Regions from separate parts of the Mus musculus genome. Here region 2 is linked to region 1. A link is a loop called in an ENCODE intact Hi-C map of the cell type or tissue named here. Cell type or tissue: heart. All regions are shown on one strand. Each heading gives the region's core, and the rest is flanking DNA. Links, peaks and the distances in the headings are about the cores only.

Region 1 (10,304 bases), core at 1,785-6,784:
GGCGTGAGCAAACTCACACTTGGTAGACACCGTCTCCCTAGACCAGCCGCCCACAGCATGATGGATCCCCTCAAGATGCTGAGAATTAGCAGTGGACCACAGCCATCTGGCCACGAGGAACGGACAACACTGCAGTGTCGTGTGGCTCAGCCACTGGCTATAGTCTCAGGATGATCTGAGCTCTCCAGCAGACCTGATGACTTCCGCTTAATTATTCATCTAATTCTAGAATGCTCCTCTGACCCCCACAAACTCACAGCCTCCCTTCCTGTGCACCCTCCGGGCAGCCTCACTAAGCACCTTGGTCTCCACGCCACTTGACCCAGAGACCTTGTGCTTGCCATCCCTTTTGTCAAGCATGATGGTCCTCTTTTTTTTTTTTTTTTTTTTTTTAAAGCCTGATTCTTGAACCAGATCATCTGAGCCCTCACTGCTCTGTGATATAAAATTATAAAGATGGTTTGTGACAGAATGGTGTCTGATGTGTTTGATGCTTGTTGTTCTCCTGGCACTGTGTCCTACCTGGGATTCCTTATTTGACTTTTATAATATATACTGGAAATGGCCTTCTCTCCTACAGATGAGGAGCTGAAGGTCTGAGAAGCTCACCTGCCCCTCCCATGTCCCCTCCCAGATGGAAGCCAGACCTTACTCCTCTGATATGTTCACATTGCCTCAGAACTTCACAGCCTTTAGGGTTAGGGAGATGGCTCAGTTGGTGAAGATCTTACCTATCCTGCAGGAAGCCCTGGTTTCAATCCCCAGCACCCATAAACTATGTGTGAAAGACATCCCAGACCTTGAGCAACAGAGGCAGAAGGAGCAAGGAGTTCAGGGTCATCGTTACCTTCAGATATATAATGAGTTTGAGGCCAGCCTGGAATTTACTAGACCATGTCTCAAAAAAACTTTATGAGTGAAAAATAACAAATGTTATCCACACAATCACAAGCATCAAGAATCCAGAAGAGGGGTCTGAAGATAAAGCTTAGCAGTTAAGAGCACTGGCTGCTCTTCTAGAGGACCCCAGTTCAATTGCTAGCACCCACATACACAACTGTCTGTAACTCTGTTTCAGGGTGTCTGACACACTCACACAGACATACATGCAGCCAAATCACCAATGTACATAAAATAACAACAAACAAACAAACAAACAAATAGTTTTTTAAAACACAGAAGGGCACAATCACACCTCCCACAAGTTGTACATGGTCTTCAGCCTCCATGGGTACTGTGGGATTTGCTGGCCAGTACACACTTGATGGGACTGTGAACAGAAGCCTCTGTTTTCTTCAGGCAGACTCTCCACAGGCTGTTCCTGAGTCTTCCCTCCGTGGAAGTTGGTTTCTCTAGATACAGGATCAATCAAGGAAACAACAAACAGGCTAGGGCACCTTCCATATCCTCCCTGGGAATGTACATGACCTCTCAGTGTCTAGCCATAAATTTGGGTCAGCCCTGTTCCATGTAGGCTGGACCAGCCTGGACACAGAAAACAGGTCAGAGACTGTCACGATCTCTTCTCTCAGTCACCAGGTACAAGGTGGCATCAGTACTCCCAGGGCTGGGTCTCACCAGGACACCAGTGCAGGCGCCTACAGAACAGGCCGCTTGCAGAAGGTAATGCGTTCACAGCTTGCGGAAGTTCCCCTCGTGAGCAAACTCCCTGCCAGCCAGATCTGGGCTATGCTTCAGTCAAGTGAGAAGGTGTGACCCAGGCGCCCCCAGCAGCTTCTGCTCATTAAGCTGGAGGTGCAAAGGACTTGGGGGAGGGGCTGAGTCCCCTTCCAGGATGCTGCAGTGAGGAGATTTTTTTTTCCTGGAAAGGGCAGGTGTGCAGGTGTCTGGAGTATGCGGGCATCTGATGGGGGCAGGGAAAGGTCTGGTGTCTGGTTGTGAGATGTGGCATAGAAAGTGCAGAGTCATCTCAACCACCTGAACCCAAGGTGGAAAAAGAGGCTGCATCTTGACTTGAAACTGTCACGTGGGATGGCTCAGCCATCTCCTCGAGGGAAGGTGGGAGCTGGCTTCCTGCCCAAGGCTGCAGGTGCTGCTGTCTGGCTACTACCATTTATCTCACATCTGTTGACAGGCACCTGTCCTGGACCACGATGGGGAGCCAGTGATGAAGAAGGCCAGAGTAATGGCAGTTCACACTTTCCCGCAGCAGGAAGTGCTCTGGTGGACTGAGCACACAGCCTCCCTCTGAGAGGCAACTGCTACACTCCACCCTTGCACTTGCAAAGTTCATGTGTCCACCTGATTCTCTGTGCCAGGCCCTTATGGCCTTGTCTCTGCTGGCTCTTTTGAATTCCTCCTATGAATTCCCTTGTTCTGTCTTTTCCACTTTCCCTTCCCGAAACCTCAAATCCTGCCCACCAGACTTCCCAGCAGACCCAGCCAATCTCTTCCCCCTCGATTTCCACCTCGGCTGTTTGTCCAGACACACCCCTCCCCCTTGTTTCCAGCCCTTCTGTGGAGGATCCTGCTTAGCCACCACTCTTCCTAGTCCTCAGGCCTTTGGGGAACTCTCTGCTAGAGCATCTTGGTCCTTCAGGACATCTGTAACTCAGCTGAGGACAGTAATGGGGGTCGTGCTGGAGTTTTCCTCACATGGATATGCCTGCTTTCTGCATTTGTTTTTCCTGGCTGGTTAGTCCACATCTCTTCTGTTAGTGACTATCTGGATAACCTCAAATATCTGGTCATTCCAGACAACCCATGCTGTGGTCACTGAAATGTCAATCAGAAGCTCAGGGGCTGGATGGGACTGGACCCTGTGGGCCTCTTGTTATTTGTGTGTGTGTGTGTGTGTGTGTGTGAGAGAGAGAGAGAGAGAGAGAGAGAGAGAGAGACAGAGACAGAGACAGAGACAGAGACAGAGACAGAGAGACCACAGAAGCCGGATCGCCCATGGAGCTTGAGTTACAGGCATTTGTGAATTGCTTGGTATAAGTGCTTAGAATCAAATTCAGACCCCCTGGGAGGGGAATACCACTGAGCCATCTCTCCAGCCACTCTATCTCTTCTCTTGATGGTTTTGTGGTTTTGTTTGTTTGTTTGTTTGTTTTTGAGACAATCTTATGTATCCCAAGCTGACCTCAAACTCTCTATGTAGTCAGATAACCCTGAATTTCTAATCCTTTTGCTTCCACATTCTAAATACTGTGATTAACATGTCTTGTTTAGGCATAATCCTGGGGGTTATGCTAACAACTGAGCACTCCAAACCCAAATCCAGACTCTTGATGATTTCCAAGGCCCAGGGGTCACAGAATCTGTCTCCATTCTGGCCATGTTTAGGACTATGCTTTGGGTGTAGACATTTAAGCATAGAAGTCCTAGGGTCTGTGGTGTAAATCCCAATGTTAGACATTTTGATTCACGTTGATTCTCTGCCTCTTCCTCTCTTTGATCTCACTTGCCAAAAAAGGGAAAAGAAAAGGAAACAAAAAGTTTGTTAGAAACTGTATAACTTCAGAAGCCTCCTGAATTTTGTGTATGGCTATTGTAAAGACACCCAGTGCTCTCCTCAGAAGCCCACATCAGTACTAGGGCGTCTACCATCCTTCGCCTAAATCAGTTCCCTCACCAGTATGTCTCAATGGTAATGCTTAAAACTATATTAAAGCTACGTCTTGCTAACTCCAAATGTGCTTCATAATGAATCTTCCTGAAAGCCTAAGTCAAGAATCCGTGTTTTACCTACATGGAGGTCTGTGAGACTTCCCCAGCTGCTGCAGGGAGAGGAGTTTTGTCTATAGCTTTGCTGCCACTGACAAACAGACCTTAGTGTTTCAAGGTTTATCTTTACTGTACAGAAAGCATTTAGTATCCTACCCTAAAACTGGCTGTGGAGGCATAGATCTGTAATCCCTATACTCAGGAGGCTGAGGCAGTGGGATTACCAGGAGTTTAATGCCATCCTGTGCTACAGAATGAGACCTTGCCTCCATCCTGCCACAGTTCCTGGTCTGTGTCACAGAGGTGTGTTTAGCATATAGACCCCCCCAGCTGCAAGCCGAGGAACCCCTCTTCAGGGGCCAAGGGAGTCCATTTACATCCTGATTTGGCGAAGATGGTGACCACAGCTGTGTGGTCCCTTTGGCCACGGGAGCCATCATGCCTATTAAAATGATCGTTGAGAGCTGAGAATACAGCTCCAAGTCGTTGCGGTGCTTGTCTAGCATGTGTGAAGCCCCAGGTTTCATCCTTGGCACTACGTAAGCCGAATGTGGCGAAGCAAGCCTATAATTAGTCATCTCTCAAAAGGTAGAGGTAGGTTACCCTTAGCTACATTGCTGGCTTGGGCTACATGAGACCCTGTCTCAATAACAACAGTTAAATAGGACCCAATGCAAACAACTCACAGTACTTGTTCCATCAGGACAATGGATCCAGAGATCTGGTAACAGATGTCAGGCACCTAAAGGCCACTCTCTGCCAGTCCCTCTCAAGACTTGCGAGCAGATGGAGTATGCGAATGAGCAGGAACGTTCGTTCCCGGAACGCATTTCTCAGGCGCTGCATCCCGGGACGTATTAGATCGACGGACACTTTTCGCCTGCGGACACTTTTAGGTGTAGGACTCATTCCGGCCCGCTTCACCTACCTGGACAACCTCGCACTCCCGTGCCCCACCCCTGACACCCCCACCCCAACCCCGCCTGACCCCAGGTGAGCGCGCAGCAGACTACAAGAAAGGGGGTGTCGAGGTGAGCTGGAGCTGACCCGGGGGCCGTGGGACCTGTCGGGCAGGTGTCTGTCACAGCGTGAGGGACACTTCTGTAAGGACCCGGGATGACGTCACACGAAACCCCTCCCCGATTTGTTTGCGCCGAGCACCGTGTGGGATGCAGGTCGCCAGGGTCCTGGCTCGGATGGGTCCCGAGAGCCGACTAGGGCGTCAGGGACGGGACCAGCGTGCATGCGAGGAAGGGCTTCTGGATTTGGAAGCGGGTCCGGGAATTTCTCTAAAAGAGAAGTGTGTTGATTCTCATCCTGGAAGGGAGGGAACTTGCCTGTGGCTGACCACTAAGACCCGTGAGAGCCTCCAGATACTGCTGTAGGAGCACATCTAAGCCATAGGCTGTCCCGAGAGGGAGTCCTGAAATCGGAAATGCGCTAAGCGTTTTCAAGGCCAACGTGATTATTGTAAAACCGGTGTCCCTGCTGCCCTTGTCTCCAGACGGATGTAGACATACCTTTCTGATGACATCCCTGGACATGAAGTGGGTCAGGGAACCATGCACAGCCAGATGCCCTGAATAGACAGTGTTTTGCCCTAAAGAACTGGCTCTGGTTGGACGAGCTGGGAGTTAGCTCAATGCTGACAGATGTTTAATGATTGGGCCAGGCTCATGCTTGAAGACTTTCTTAGTTGGGGTTTCTATTCCTGCACAAACATTATGACCTAGAAGCAAGTTGGGGAAGAAAGGGTTTATTCAGCTTACACTTCCATGTTGCTGTTCATCACCAAAGGAAGTCAGGACTGGAACTCAAACAGGTCAGAAAGCAGGAGCTGACGCAGAGGCCATGGAGGGACATTCCTTACTGGCTTGCTTCCCCTGGCTTGCTCAGCCTGCTTTCTTATAGAACCCAAGAGTACCAGCCCAGGAATGGCACCACCCACAATGGGTCCTCCAACCCTTGATCACTAATTGAGAAAAGGCCTTGCAGCTGGATCTCATGGAGGCACTTCCTTAAGGGAGGCTCCTTTTTCTGTGATAAATCAGGCTTGTGTTAAATTGACACAAATCCAGCCAGTACAAAGACCAAAGTGGCTTTGGAGGCCTGCACTGGTCCCATTTCCATATATGAGAGAGTAAGACAGTGCCTCAGAGGGGACATGGTAGAACTTATAAGAACTGACGATGGCACAGCAGTGCCACCCCAGCATGAGTACAGCTGTCCACACAGGAATCAGTTTGCTCTTTCCTCTACCACCCTCTCTGACCTGTCACCCCAGGGTCAGTGTGTCCTCCTCATGGGGGCCACTGTTCTTGCTGGTGTGGGTGTCTCCTCACAGAATGAGGGCCCCATGGGTAACTGTAACTGAGTCTATTCCACAAGGAGCCTGGCTTGATACCTCCTGATGCCCAGTGTCTGTCCATGGCTACCAACGTTCAGGGCTCAGGACTCTACCCCAGAGGTCCTGGAGCTGCATCAACTCTGCCTGCTCCAAATCTTGTGACCACCCTACTGTGTTGCTTATGCCTGGTTAGCCAGGTTGACTCAGCCCTACCACCTCATGGGGTACGGAGGTGTCCAAAGGAGGGTGCCAGATAGATTGGTGGAGGCCAGCGCTCTATTACACAAGTGTGTTTGAGTGTCTCTGATCTACTTATGCTTTTCAAAGGACCATTGGCTAGTGTCAGTTAATGCCATGATCACTTGTGTGAGCGTACTGTATGCACAACTTTTGTGTCCCTAAGGTCGTAGTGTTAATGCAACAAGGGGGGAAGGTTTGCACGTATTTGTGCTACTGCTAAGAGGGCTTCTTTCTCATGATCCAAGCTCTTGCCCTCCCTAGGACTAGAGGCCTGTATCAGGAGGGCTCTCCCATGCCCTTGTTCCTGTGTGCCATCATCTCTCCAGGCAATTCTTCATCAGTAACCTGGTCTCCGGGGTTCCTTTGTGCAGCTTCCTGATGCTGATGAGTTTCCACATCTGGGTGCTAGGCAACAGGCAGTACCTCCTGAGTGCTGGGCTCTCTGGGTGCTTCAGAAGGAGAGTTGTGCCATTTGGAGGCTGTAGTGTAGCATCATGTTAGATGCTTCTGGTGTCTCTCACACAGCAGGTCTTTCTGTGTGAGTTTCTCTATTTTCTGTTCCCTTGTGCAGAGAAAATAGATGAATGACAGATGTTATATCCTTCCTGTTGATCCACTCTTCCCCCAGAGCATCCTGGGACATCTCACACTCTAACCCACAGGAATCTGGTCCCAAGTCTGTAACTCAGAAATACCACCCAGCGCGTCTTTCTCTTGCTTTTGGCATCTCTGACTGTGAAACAAATAGAGAAGTTGTTGGCGTGAGAATTAAAGCACCCCGATTTACTCCGTGCTTGCTGACTTCTGGAAGCCCACATGGCTGTCAAGTTCTTGGCTTCTCTTGCCTAGCCCTGCTGTCGCCTGCATTTTTTTTTTTTTGGTGTCTTTATAGAAGTAGAAATCCAGAGTGTGAACAGCCTGGGACCTCTGAGCCCCTGTGGAGCAGAGCTGAGAGCAGCTGTGGGGCCCTCACTGCCTCATGCAGACCCCATGTGCTTAGAGCCTGCAAGCAGCCACAAGCTAACTTCTGCACAGAAAAGTGAGGTGGAGTTCTCCTGCTATCTTGACCTGAGCACCTGGATAGAAGCGAGAGCAGCCAAGCCCAGCAAGAAGGCAGGCAAGCAGTCATTCCCAAAGGTCTTGAGCACAGAACAAAATTTAGTATTCAGACTATTTATTGATGTAGAATTTGTTTTGTCAGGTAATTATGTAAGTATTGCAAATAGTCTGTATATAAGAGAATAACGCTATCCTGGTGTGGTGGCACATACTTTTAATTCCAGCACTGAAGAGGTAGGCTGATCTCTGAGTTCAAGGCCAGCCTGGTCTACAGAGAGAGGTCTAGGACAGCCAGAGCTACACAGTGAGACTCTTCCTAAAAACAAAGCTGTGTTTAGTACATATAGCAGGCAGTGGCGTGTTGGCTTACCCCGGCAAGCTAATGAAAAAGAAAAGTTGGTATGTGTCAGAAAGAACATGCTAGTGGAGACAGACTTCACAGAGGGAATGTGACATGCAGTTGTCTTCGAGATGCAGAGGGAACTGAAGGGAGGCGAGGCAAGGGTATGTCCTTCTCCTGGGCCTCCTAGGATATTGTAAGGCTCTCAGCTATCACCCCAGAGCATGCCAGCTGTTGTATCTGTCAGGGAACATTAGCCACATGGCCTGGGGTGGTGGCAAGGTTCCCATCAGCAAGTGACTTTATTGACTTCATATGAGTGATGTCTAGTGTGAATGTGTAGTGCCTCGATAAGAGACAGGTAGCAGTGCCCTCAGCCCACCATAACCTCTGCACTGATCACTGATCCAGCTCAGCTGTGTCTGCCAAAGCAGGCATGGCCTCTTGCCTCTTAACTGTGGTTGGGGAGGCTGCTCAAATGAAAGCCACAAGTGATTGGTGGGTAGGTGAGGCTGAAGCCAAAGGGCCTTAGTGGGGAGTGATGTGTTCTAACTGATGGAGTCCAGACAGGGTGGGGGTTGTCATCTTGCCAGATAATAAGGAACATGTGACATGAGGGTTATAAAGCCAGAGCAGGGGACATTGCTAGCTAGCACTGGGGAGCGGATCTAGAACAGAGCCGGTGTGGAAGTGTGATGGCCCCTCTGTGTTGCTCTGGGATGGACCTCAGCTTCACAGAGCTCAGCAGTGACCTCCTCCCTCTCCTGAGCACACAGCTGCTGCGTATTTCATTACAACTTAGTAGTTGTACTCGGGAAGACAAACTGATGTTGTCTAGCCTTCCTTAGGTTCTGCTGAGTCGCGTTTGCTGAATCACCACGCTTTGGGGCACGCTGGGAGAAGTAGCTGTGTCTTCCTGAGCAGGCTGTGTCTCAGATGGGATCTGAGAGGGGCGAGGGTGACTTTGGAGTCCCTGCAATGCCTGTGTCTACTAACTAGTGATTTTCCAGGCTCAGAATCACAAAATCCATTATTCAGGTTTTACCTTACGTATACTGTATTTGGTTTCTCTAACTTTAAATTATTCGGAACTTTTGCATGGTTTTGAACTCTTTAAAGAATGCAAATAAAAAGCTTTGATACTAGACACTTTCTAAACAGGTTGTACCACGGAGAGTGTTAGCCCCTTTGTTTAGGGGATGCTATGTTAAGAGTTTCTGTAGCCTTTGGGTGTGTTTGGAGGGTTTTAAACCTTGCTATGGTGTGCTTTGGGTGTGTTTGGAGGGCGTGTTTTAAACCTTGCTATGGGCAGGGATTGGGTGGGCACCAGATTCTCACACTCTACACTCTCATCCTCCCCAGCCCAGCCAGTGGTTTGTCGGTGTGATGCCACCTCACTTGGCACTGCCCTTCAGGCGTCTCTTCTGGTCCTTGGCCTCCAGTCAGCTGATTCCCAGAAGACACCGAGGACATAGCCTCCTGCCTACCACCCCAGAGGCCCACACGGATGGGAGTGTCCCGGTATTCATCCGTGCCCTGGCCTTTGGGGACAGGATTGCCCTTATTGACAAATATGGCCATCACACCTACAGGGAACTGTATGATCGCAGCCTTTGTCTGGCCCAGGAGATCTGCAGGCTTCAGGGTTGTAAAGTTGGGGACCTCCAGGAAGAAAGGGTCTCCTTCCTGTGCTCCAATGACGTCTCCTACGTTGTAGCACAGTGGGCCTCCTGGATGAGTGGTGGTGTTGCTGTCCCACTGTACTGGAAGCACCCTGAGGCCCAGCTGGAGTATTTCATCCAGGACTCCCGGAGCTCTTTGGTGGTGGTTGGCCAGGAGTACTTGGAGCGGCTAAGTCCACTGGCTCAGAGGCTGGGAGTCCCTCTTCTGCCGCTCACGCCTGCCGTCTACCATGGAGCAACAGAGAAGCCCACAGAGCAGCCAGTTGAAGAGAGTGGGTGGCGTGACCGGGGTGCCATGATCTTCTACACCAGCGGGACCACAGGGAGGCCCAAGGGTGCACTGAGCACCCACCGTAACCTAGCCGCTGTGGTGAGTGCCAGGGTGCTCCTGGGGCCTCTCTGTACTCCTCTCTCACTGTCCTGGCCTCATTTATGGTCACCACTGAGTGGGGCCCTGAGGTGCTTCCCGGGGTGGCCTGCTTTTCTAGTGTCATTCACAGCTGTCACTACCCTGTAAATTCTGAAATGCTTGGTGACAAGGAGTAGCAGTGACCCATCAGCTTACAGTAGGTGGTGGTGAGGCACACAGAACAGGGGGATCACTGGATCCCTGCATTGTCGGGGTGTGTGATCAGTACCTAAGGTTGGGATTTATGAGCGCCCTAGAAACAGGAGCCACTTCTCGGTCAACTCCAGCCTTGTGTGTTAGCTTTATATTCTGCCACGCCCAGAACCAGTCACTGACTGTGCTCACTTTTTACAAAGTGTGACTATGTCCTGGGAAGTCTCCTTACAGTAGGAACAGTGAAGTGAAGCGCCAGGCAGCGGACAGAGGAGGGAAAAAGTGAATCCCAGGCTCCTGGCTCCTGGCTCACGAAGTATGCATGGTTCCAGCCATCGGGCTCACGGGTGTGATGAGTTGTGTGCAGCATCACTCTGGAGGAGATGC
Region 2 (10,304 bases), core at 2,460-7,459, 55 kb after region 1:
TCAGCTTATCTAGAAACTACAATTCAAGCTTATGTTCTTTAACAAGTGCCTTTAAGTTTTCTAATTGCATATTTAGCATAAAGCTGACCATATCTTCTCTTGACTATCAGTTGTTCACTGAGTGGATCCTCGTGGGCAGACTTGACTTTTTACGGGGTGCCCCTCTGCTGTCGGGTGCCCCGCTGCTGTCTTGGTGCACTTCTTAAAATGTCTCCAATGTTTTGGTTCCTGAACTGCTTCTGGTTTTCGAGACAGGGTCTCACGATGTAGCCAGGCTGGCCTTGAACTCTCAGTCCTCCCAGCTCAGCCTCCCAAGTGACTGTTTATTTGTTCTGTTTGGCACAAGAAGTAAAGGTATTGTTTTCAAGGGCACAGATGAGAGCACGCCGTCTCAAGGCCTCCCAGCTCAAGGGTTCACTTCCACAGCCTCAGCTCTCCCACTAAGCATCAAATGGAGAACGATCTACAGCCGAATCGACCTCAGCTCCACTCACTCTGGGTGGTGGTGTAAGGGGTGATGCCAGCTCCTGGCCTCGGCCACTGTCACTGCCTTTGACCCTTTTACCATCCAAATCAATTGGTCTTTTTTCAGGGTTGTGTTTAAGACACCCCTTGTCTTTGCTACAGTGGTGACCCAGACACAGTTGGAGACCATCCCCCAGTGTCTGTCCTCCCGTGTGGCTGAACAGTCCTGTGGCTGTCCCTGTCACCCCTCCTGAGTGCACTCTGAAGGAGCATGCTTCCTTCGGGTCTATATTCTCTCTCAGGCTAAAGGCGGCAGTTCAGGCCTTCTGTGACCTAAGTCTGGGAGGCCAGTGGTGGCTTCGTGGAATGAGCCCAACAAGACTCTGCCCCGCCTGACCGCTTTAATAGACGCCTGCATTTCGCACATTCAGATTATATCATTAGGACAGGACATGAGAAGGGGCTCTGGAGAGAATCTTGGCCTGCAGAGCCCTGGCCACCTTCTGTGACAGACCACCGGGTCTGGCCCCAGGCGTAGTAGTCAGCCCCCACCACCAAGCTGCAGCTATCAGCAGGACCATTCCAACTGAAGGCACACCCTGTCCTGGAGGCCTAAAGAATGGCAGATGCCTGGCAGAAGTCCTAACTGGTGTGCTTGTAGGAATACCCCGTGTGGTGGCACACCCTTTTGAGGGAATCCTATACAAAACCATTTCTTGGTCCCTCTCTGTATGAAACTCTCTTTCTTGGGACACCCCCCAACTCTGCAGGACACACGGCCATTCACTCAGAACACAAGTCCACCAGATACAGGGACTCAGTAGGCAGGCTGCCGAAAAGCTTCCATGTGATGTGCAGTACCAATGCAAGGGACTGAGGATCAGGGATCAGGGAGGTGGCGGGGATGTGGCACAGCCTTGGGAGAAGATGCGACCACAGAAGACAAAGGTGTCAAGTCTGGATCCTGGCTGGGTACACAGCCCACTAAAAGCCAGTGCCTTATCCTTGCCCCCAAGATGACCTTAACTAACAGCGAGCCTGGTGGTGAGGCTCTGGACTGGCACTGCTTGTAGCAGCAATGAGAAGCCAGGCATGGCAGGGAGACTCTGTAGTGACTTAGCCAGTGTCCCCTTGGGGGAGGAGAAACCAGTGCTTTCCTAGAACCTGTAGCCAGGTGTAGTAGTTTGAATAAAAATGGCTACCATAGACTCACAGGGAGTGGCATTATTGGAAGTTGTGGCCTTGTGTGTCACAGGAGGGTGGACTTTGAGGTTTCAGAAGCTCAAGCCAGGCCCAATGGCTCCCTCTCTTCCTGCGATCCACCAATCCGAATGTAGAATGCTCAACTGCCTCTCCAGCACCACATCTGCTTGTCTGCTACCATGCTTCTCACCATGATGACAACAGACTAAACCTCAGGACTGTAAGCCAGCCCCAGTTAAGTGCTTTCCTGTAGAGTTGATGCAGTCATGGTGTCTCTTCATGGCAGCAGAAACTCTAACAAGACACTAGACATGGCAAAGCCAAACCTAGAAAGGCCAGCTGCCCACAGGAGAGCAAGAGGCAGACATTGGGCAAGGAGAGTAGCCTGGGGGCGGATTCCTGTGCTGTGTGAGGGATGAGGGAGGAGTCCAGAACATTCTACCTGTATGGAGGGTCTGGATACAGAGCCTTGGAAAGAAAAGTGACTTGTTGGTGGGAGGTGGCCGGCAGGTGGGTGGTGTGCCTAACAACCATCTAAAGTGAGCAGGGCCATGTATCAAGGAGTGAGCAGCCCAGGCAGGTGTGCACACTGGCATTCCTACCAGAGACGCTGTACAGGCCCAGATGTGGTCCAGCGCATTTCCTCACCAGACCCCAGCACCAGCCACATCCTTGGTCTCTGTGATCTCATAGCCACACCCAGCTCAGCCTGGAACCCTGGACCTGGCTGGAGGCTCCCATGTTGCTCTGTGTGAACTCTTTTCCTGGAATCTGCTGGCCTGTGTCTGATTGTGCCCCTGGGACACAATGTCCCCCATCGTCCTCTTGGATTCAGCCTTTCTCCTGAGCTCTGTGGCTAAAAAGGACACACAGGTGGCCCCCCTCTTTCCAAGCTGTGAGGCCATCCCAGGAGTCCCTGGAGGAGGCCAGCTGGAAAGCACCCGGACTGGGGGTAGGGGAGGCAGCGACGTCTCGTCAGCCAAATGGGTTCGATTCCATTGACTGATTCTATCTGAATGGTCATTAATGTGATTTATTTGGCTGTTTCAGATTCTTCACTCCCAAATTTGTCACCAACCCTCTTGGTATTGACTGGAAGAGAACAGTCCTAGTACAGAATGGAGTGGGAACAGGGCTCTCTAGCTCGGCTCCTCACCTTCCCCTCCCCCCGCCCGTTCTTTACTCTCAGAGCGACTGGACTGGAAAGCGCAGGAAAACAGAGGAAGGGGCCGTGCCTAACCCCCAGCCTTTCCACCCAGCTCTTACTTTAGAAGACAAGTTCTCTCCTCCCTCAACCCCAGCCGTGCCCTGGCCACCCCAGGGGAAGCCAACGCTGAACTTTCCTGACAGCAGCGGACACTTACAGAGGCCACTGTGGAACAGAGTTCATTTCCAACATCCTGGCATTAGAGACTCAGGATACCAAGCTCCCAGCTGCTGCTCCAGTGCCCTGCCTGGTGCCCTGCTCCCTGCCATGTTTGTTGATGGACTCCTATCCCTCTTAAACTCTAAGCCCCGAATAAATCCTTCTGTTAAGAAAACATAACCACCCCAGGACACCCTCTGCCCCAGGTCCCCTGTCAGTGCTCCAGCTGCCTCCAGCCCTTGACCGTGCAGCCCCCATGAGATCCAGTTGCCTGTGGACACGGCCCTTGTCATGGCCAACACACTAACTAGATTGGAAACCACGGGAGCAGCAGCTCAGCCACTGTGCACCCCATGGTATCCCCAGCTCTAGGTCCTATTCTTGCCCCACTGAACCTGACTCAAGGCTCTCAGCTCACCCTGTCTTCTCCCAGGAAGTCACCAGAACCAATTCCGGCTAAACCAAGGGGTGTGGGTAAGTACCTGCCTTCTGCACCCCTGCCTTCTGCACCCCTGCCCTCTGCAACCCTGCCCTCTGCACCCCTGCACCCCTGCCCTCTGCACCCCTGTCCTCTCCCTCTCTTCCTTGACCCCAGCATGAGACTGAGGGGATGAAGGACAGAGTGGCTATAAGGGAGGGAAGGCCCTGGAGTGAGGATAGTGGGCAGGCACTCCAAGTTGAAATGGCCCCACCACTACACAGCTGTGCATCAGTGAGACCTGTAGTTCGCTGGGGAGGGGCTTTTGTGAAGTGAGGCAGGCCCCCTCTGCTAAGGGCCAGACTCACAGCCCCTGGCTCTGCTTGCTGGGAAGAAGCCACCCACCTCCCATCTGCCTTTCTGGATCTGGTCTAAGATGACTCACCTGTCCCCAGGGAGGCTGACCTGGTTTCTCACCCAAGCTCAGCTCCCACAGGCCACAGCTGGAAGGGGTGGAGATGAAGAGGCAGCCGCCTCTCCTGGTGATCACTTTCCCATGAAACACAGCCTGGAGGTCCAAAGGAAAAACACCATAAAACTATGTCCCGAGGGGCAGTGGTAGTGCACACCTTTAGTCTCAGCACTTGGGAGGCAGAGGCAGGTGGATTTCTGAGTTGGAGGCCAGCCTGGTCTACAGAGTGAGTTCCAGGACAGCCAGGGCTACACAGAGGAACCCTGTCTCGAAAAACAAACAAACAAACAAACAAACAAAACTATGTCCCTTAGCCAAGTGGTAGTGGCACACACCTTTAGTCCAACCACCCAGAAGCAGAGGCAGGAGGATCTCTGTGAATTTGAGGCCAACCTGGTCTACAGAGAGCATTCCAGGACAGCCAGGGCTACACAGGGAAAGTGTGCCACCCCCGCCACCCCAACAAAACAAAACAAAAACCTGTGTCTCTTTGGAGGCTAACCCTGCTCACCAGACACCTCTGACCTGGCTCATGGTTTGTTTGCTTGCCTGTACTGGCTTCCAGATCTCTCATTCTCTCTCTCTCTCTCTCTCTCTCTCTCTCTCTCTCTCTTTCTCTCTCTCTCTCTCTCTCCCTCTCTCTCTCTCTCTCTCTCTCTCTCACACACACACACACACACACACACACACACACCCTGCCACATTACAGTTAGATCACAGTAAGACAGGGGACTGACCTACACGGCCAGGTTACCTGTGTCAGAAGAAAGACTCTGGACTGGAGCTGATGGAGCAGGAAGATCAGGTTAGGCAGATCCATAAGCAAGGGCCACAGGGCAGATGTGGGGCCTCCGTGCCTGAAACTTAGGGGGGCAAGTGTGACTCAGGTGGAGACAGCACATGAAAGAGCCCATCCCCAACCGCTCAGCCCTGGTCTAATGACAGGGGAAGCCACAGGACCAGATACTTCCTCTACTGTGTCCCTGGAGCCACACTGCCCCCTGCTGCTGCTAGTGGGCATGGCAGGAACCTCTGAGTTGAGGCTGTCTCCTGAGCAGATACTGAGTGAAGAAGCCAGTTATAATTTGTGGACTTTTCTGGCCCCAGCTAGGGCACACGGGAAGCCAAGCAAGCTCAAGGCTGGGCTCTGACTGCATAGGTGCCCCATCTGGTGGGAGGGCTTATTCAGCCGGTACCAGAGCTGGGGAGACGGTGATTATACGCAAAGCCAGAGGTTTGGAGCTCCGAAGCCAACATCCCAGCAACCTGTCCTAGCCCCTGTGGCACTGGGACTGGCAGCCCTCGGGGACACAGGAGCCTGCAGGGGTAGCAGCAGCCAGTCTACTGGTTCCTGCCTGTTCCACCCAGCCTCTCTGTGTGTAGATCTGAAATGTTCCACACTTTTTTTTCCTGCTGGTGAACCCAGGGTCTCATGTGCACTGGGCTAGTCTTCTCTACCACTGACAAGGCCCCAGCCCTTTGTTAGTTTAATTTGACACAGTATCTAAGTTGCCCAGGCTAGTAATCCTCCTGTCTCTGCCTCTTGAGTAGCTTCCTATACGACCCCTTCAGACCCAGTGCATTTTTAATTAATTGGTTAATTATATTGGGGAAGGGATGAGACAAGGTCTCACTGTGTAGCCCAGGCTGGCCTTCTCCAGGATGGCCCTCGTGGCTATTCTGTTCTTCCTTTCCTTCCTCCCGCCCTTCCCATGCTTGTCCCCATACCTCCCCCCTTTACAGGAACATGGACTTATATAGAAGATTTATAGGGGAATAACTCGAGTGAGATTTGTCTGTGGTGTAGAGCATAAAGGAGATAAAACTGGGTTCTCCCCAAGGGAGACACATGTGGCAGAGCACAGTGTCTAACTGCCCAGACTCGTCCTAGCTCACCTGGACTGAAACTGCTGACCCTTCTCACTGCCTGCCTGGGAAGCCACTGTGGACCTCGGAGCCCAGGACAGGGAGGGTCACACGGTATTCCTAGGGGGCACACACCTGGGGTTGCCACAGGAGCCAGCATGGCACCAAAGAGGCAGGAACCAATCACAGAAGCAGGATACCAACAGGCCAAGCCCTAGAAAGGTGGCCCTACCAGGGCCAGGCTGATGGGGAGAGAGTCTTCAGATGCCACCGTGGAGGGACTCCACTTTGATGCCAGCCACCCCACGGCTATTGATGGGTCTGAATGCAGGTGCTGGGCTTGTCACTCTAAAGGCCAGCCACAGGCATGCAGGCAAAACACCCATTCAGATAAAATCAATGGATAGAGTATTTTAAGGTTGAGGTTGGCCCACTGCAGAGGTGTTTCTGCACCTGGTGCCCTCTGGTCGGCTGGAAGAAGCCAGAGTGGGCGTTCCCTCAATTCCTTCTGGCAGTTCTTGACAGGAGTAGGGGTGATGAAAAAACTCCAAAGAATGGGCAATGCTGGCACATGCCTTTAGTACCAGCACTCAGGAGGCAAAAGCGGGTGGATCTCTGTGAGTTCAAGGCCAGCCTGGTCTACAGAGTGAGTTCCAGAACAGCGCAAGACTATCCAGAGAAACTCTGTCTTGGGGGAGAAAAAAAAAAAAAGACTCCAAAGAAAAGTAACCAGTTTATCTCTCTGCCAGAGGTGTCCTCGGATCTCTTGACAGCCTCATTCTTGCCAGAGGCCAGAGATGGCAGAAGTGTTTGGAGGTTCCTAAATGATCTGGTTCCTAAGTGATTCCAGGGTCACCTCTTTAGAGGGGGTAATAAGTACTGCAGAAGCAGTGAGGGCCTACAAAGAGAAAAAGGTCAAGAGAGTAGGATTTCTGGCCTGAATGGGGAGCTAACGTTCTAGTGGATAGAGGTCAGTCACCTGGTTGTGGACCACCCCTAGGAAGACAGGCTCACTTTAAGCCACGTTTAAGAGCTAGAATAGCAACTCGTTGCCCTAGGGGCCCAAAGGGTCATCAGAATTAAACAATCCCCGGTCACTTAGAGCAATAGCTTGCTTCTACTACAGACTTCAGAATGCTGGATGAGTCTGATGGGGTTGGAGGACAGCAGCCAGAATGTATAATAAAGACAGTGGAATTGTTAGGGACTTCTTTCCCCCTGTCGATCAGAGGTGGCTAGCCTGCTAAGGGCCAGAACTCCATTAAACCCTACCATCATTCGATCTGTGCGCATGCCTGTTTGCCCGTCTCTTAGAAGTTCTCTACAGACTTGACTTGCTTTTACACCCCTCCCCTTTGTGTCGAGTATGAATTAGCCAACCACATCAGACCGTGAGGGTGTGCTCCTGTCACTGAGATGAGACACGGTCACGGTAGAATACGACTGAGGGAGTGTCCTGCCCTGGTATTCTTGCCATCTCAGCTTAGGTCATCATTCAGTGTTCTTTGAAAAGGTTCATGTGTGTGTGTGTGCATCTGAGGGCACGTATGTCTACCGCATGCATGCAGGAGCCCGTGCAGGTCAGAAAACGGTGTCAGGTCCCTTGGTACTGGAGTGGGTGTTTGGAACTGAATACAGGTCCACTGCGGGAGCAATGATTGCTCTTAATTGCTGAGCCATATCTCCAGCCACATGGTGCACACGTTTTGCAAAAAAGAAATAGCGTTGCCAGGTTTAAAAAAAACATAATCATAAAATTGTGTCTTTAAGCCTTTTTATGAAACATTATAGAGGCCACCAAGCTAAGGCAGCAGTGTTATCTAACAGCAAAACTGAGCCAGACTGAAGAACAGGATGAAGATTCTCTCATACATCTGGAGAGAGATTTCTGTTGAAAGGAACGCCCCTGTCTTTGTAGCATCCAACATGTTTGTTTTTGTTTTTTGTTTTTCGAGACAGGGTTTCTCTGTATAGCCCTGGCTGTCCTGGAACTCACTTTGTAGACCAGGCTGGCCTCGAACTCAGAAATCCGCCTGCCTCTGCCTCCCGAGTGCTGGGATTTAAGGTGTGCGCCACCACGCCCAGCTGCATCCAACATGTAATCCACCGGTCATGCACATACTTACGTCTGGCTTGATTGAGGGTGTGAGTTTTTCATAACCCAAGTGGCCATACACGATTAGTGGCTACTGTTTCGTGGGTCAAGTCAAGAGTCTGTCAGTGGGACTTTCCTAATACCTGCTAAGAAGTCGAGGGTTGGGTACAGGAAGAGGGACGTTTTCAGTAGATAGAACTGGAACTCTTTGATGGTACTGGGTGACTGTGGCGCAGCCCACCCAGGGCAGGGCTGCTGGGGAGATCTCGTGTTCCCTTCCAGCTTTCAGAGTTAAGGTCTGGACTTGGGGTCGCTCAGGAAGGTGCTTATAGTGATAAAAGTTTGAGGGTGGGACACCTCGAGGGCCATCTGTGTGCTGAAGTCACCACTGAGTGTTACTGTAGGACAGTATTTCTAGAGCCAGGGAGTTTAGAGGTAGGGCAGCCGAGGGGCTGGGCCGCTTCTGGCCACCTCCAGGTTGCACCAGGCCCTTCCTTTGTGGGAAGATCACGCTGTTGCTCTCAAACTCTGCCTGTTCACAAAGGACTGGTCTCCTCCCTGAGCAGGCTTGCATTATAGGTGATGAGTTTACACACACTGAGCCAGTGCCTGGCCTGTGGTTTAACCTCATACTTGGCATATTGCCGGAGGGGCCGGAGCCGGCCCAGGTGGGCGACGAGCAGGCGATAACAGGCCGTGAGGTGTCTGTGAGAAAGGCTCAGGCCAGGAACCAGATCTCAGCACCGTGAGCCAATCCTCATTTGCTGCTTTACTAAGGAGGGAAGCATTCCACACTCACTGCATAGATCCACCTCAAACAGCACACTGCGAGCTCCGAAGTAACGCTGGCCCTCAGTGGCTCGGCGCACACTGTGCTGGGTCTTGTCCACTTAAGACAAAACTGGAGTTATCTGGGAAGAGGGGATCTGTTTGAGGAATTGCCTCCATCAGATGTGCCAGTGGATACGCCTGAGAGACATTGTCTTAATTGCTCATTAATGTAGGAGAGCCCGCCCACTGTGGGCGGAGCCATCCCTAGCCCAGATGAGCCTGGGCTATGTAAGAAAGTAGCTGAGCAAGCCAGAGGGTAGGCAGTGTTCCTCTGTGCTTCGGTTGCTGACTCCCAGTTCCTGCTTTAGGCTTTGACCATGTTTTCTCTCAGTGACTGGTAGGACAGCAGCTCAGAGAAAACTACCACAGGTATCGTCCTGTGGGTCTGCCTGGGTGTGTCAGCATCAGTGCCCGGGAAGCCTAGCGAGGCTGAGGGAGTTTTGAAGTGCAGTTGATCCCCAGTCAGCACAAGGTGGCCACAGTTGTTGGTGGTGGTTTTTGTTGGTTTTTTTATTTTTCCAGCCAGGGTTTTTCAGTGTAGCCGTACTTGGTCTGTCATGAGCCCCCTATCGGATGAGTAGACATCTGTACTGTCTCCCCAGGAAACTCACTCTGTAGACCAGGCTGGCCTTGAACTCAGAGATCCACCTGCCTCTGCCTCCCCAGTGCTAGGATTAAAGGCGTGCGCCACCGCGATCACCTGACTGCAAGCGACTGTTCTTTTCCTGTGTGCTCTTGAGAGCTTCTGGACCACATTGCCCATTATGGGGCCTGAAGGCTGTGGAACATCGTGCAGTAAGTACATCCTGTCACCAGCAGGGGGCAGACAGAGCCCTTGGCACTGGATGGGGCATCTCAATATAATACCTCTATAGATAGACTCCTCTGTCCCTGGGAGGTGCTTAAAGAGCCAGAAAACCTTCTATAGGAGCCACCCCACGCCCACCCCCCCCCCCAGGTCGGGGCTCATGTGCCTTCCTGATTTGCCCCCCTGCACCCTTTTCCACTTAAGGTCTGGCCCTGTTGTGTAACAAAATTTCCTGGGGAGACATTCCACATGTCTATTCACCCATCCCCCCGACCCCCAACAGACCCAAGTACAGATACCAGGAAAGCCCAACTTGGGGAGCCAGTGGGTTTTATTGGTGTTTCTTACAGGAGCAGAAATTACTCAAAGACAGTTGTATCACCAAGGCTCACGGCAGCATGGGTGACAGCTCACAGAGCTGGGAGCCTCGAGAGCACTGCACAGCCTGCAGGCAGCACGACAGGTTGGAGGTGTCCTTTCCAGTCTGTGCTCTAACCCTCTGCCAGGCAGCTCTGCTGGTTTCTGCTTCTTCCGGGCAGCTGGTCTGCGTTAAGAGTCTTTGGAGCTTGGTTCTGCTCTTCTGCAGAGGGAATCTCGGTTTCTATTGCTTACTCTGGCATGGATGGGCCTGGTGAATCTAGTCTGTTTTAGGGACTTCCTGAAGCTTCCTGAGTTATTTAGGGTTCCTATTGCTGTGAACAGACACTGTGACCACAGCAATTCTTATAAAGGAAAACACTAAATTGGTGCTAGCTTACAGTTCAGAGTTATCATCATGGC

Evidence for each region. Hi-C counts contacts between places; a loop is a spot of excess contacts. Peaks named below come from ENCODE experiments on the same cell type or tissue, not always from the same donor. Only the 100,000 strongest peaks of a DNase experiment are listed, where the experiment ranks them.
Region 2: a loop joins it to region 1, with 2.7 times the contacts of the local background. A loop is called at or near these places in 1 of 42 quality-filtered maps.

What each region holds. Positions count from the first base shown.
Region 1 is chr8:122,770,911-122,781,214 of GRCm38, forward strand. Acsf3 (acyl-CoA synthetase family member 3) reads left to right here and starts at 4,576. Exons shown (of 10, transcript NM_144932.4): 1 at 4,576-4,680; 2 at 9,036-9,725. The coding sequence starts at 9,060. It overlaps Gm39271 (a long non-coding RNA gene), which reads right to left and starts at 4,538. Exons shown (of 3, transcript XR_879309.2): 1 at 4,374-4,538; 2 at 1,196-3,423. In heart, for the core only: no CTCF peak of the experiment used is centred there; a DNase peak (open chromatin) is centred at 4,731; H3K4me3 peaks cover 1,349 bases; H3K27ac peaks cover 1,380 bases; H3K27me3 peaks cover 1,566 bases.
Region 2 is chr8:122,825,676-122,835,979 of GRCm38, forward strand. It overlaps Gm35466 (a long non-coding RNA gene), which reads left to right. Exons shown (of 3, transcript XR_388150.3): 1 at 1-3,508; 2 at 9,383-9,511; 3 at 9,875-10,304. Among named protein-coding and RNA genes, the nearest start is that of Gm35466, 7.4 kb to the left of the region's middle. In heart, for the core only: a CTCF peak has its summit at 4,938 (motif pointing left); a DNase peak (open chromatin) is centred at 4,926; H3K27ac peaks cover 394 bases; H3K27me3 peaks cover 2,038 bases.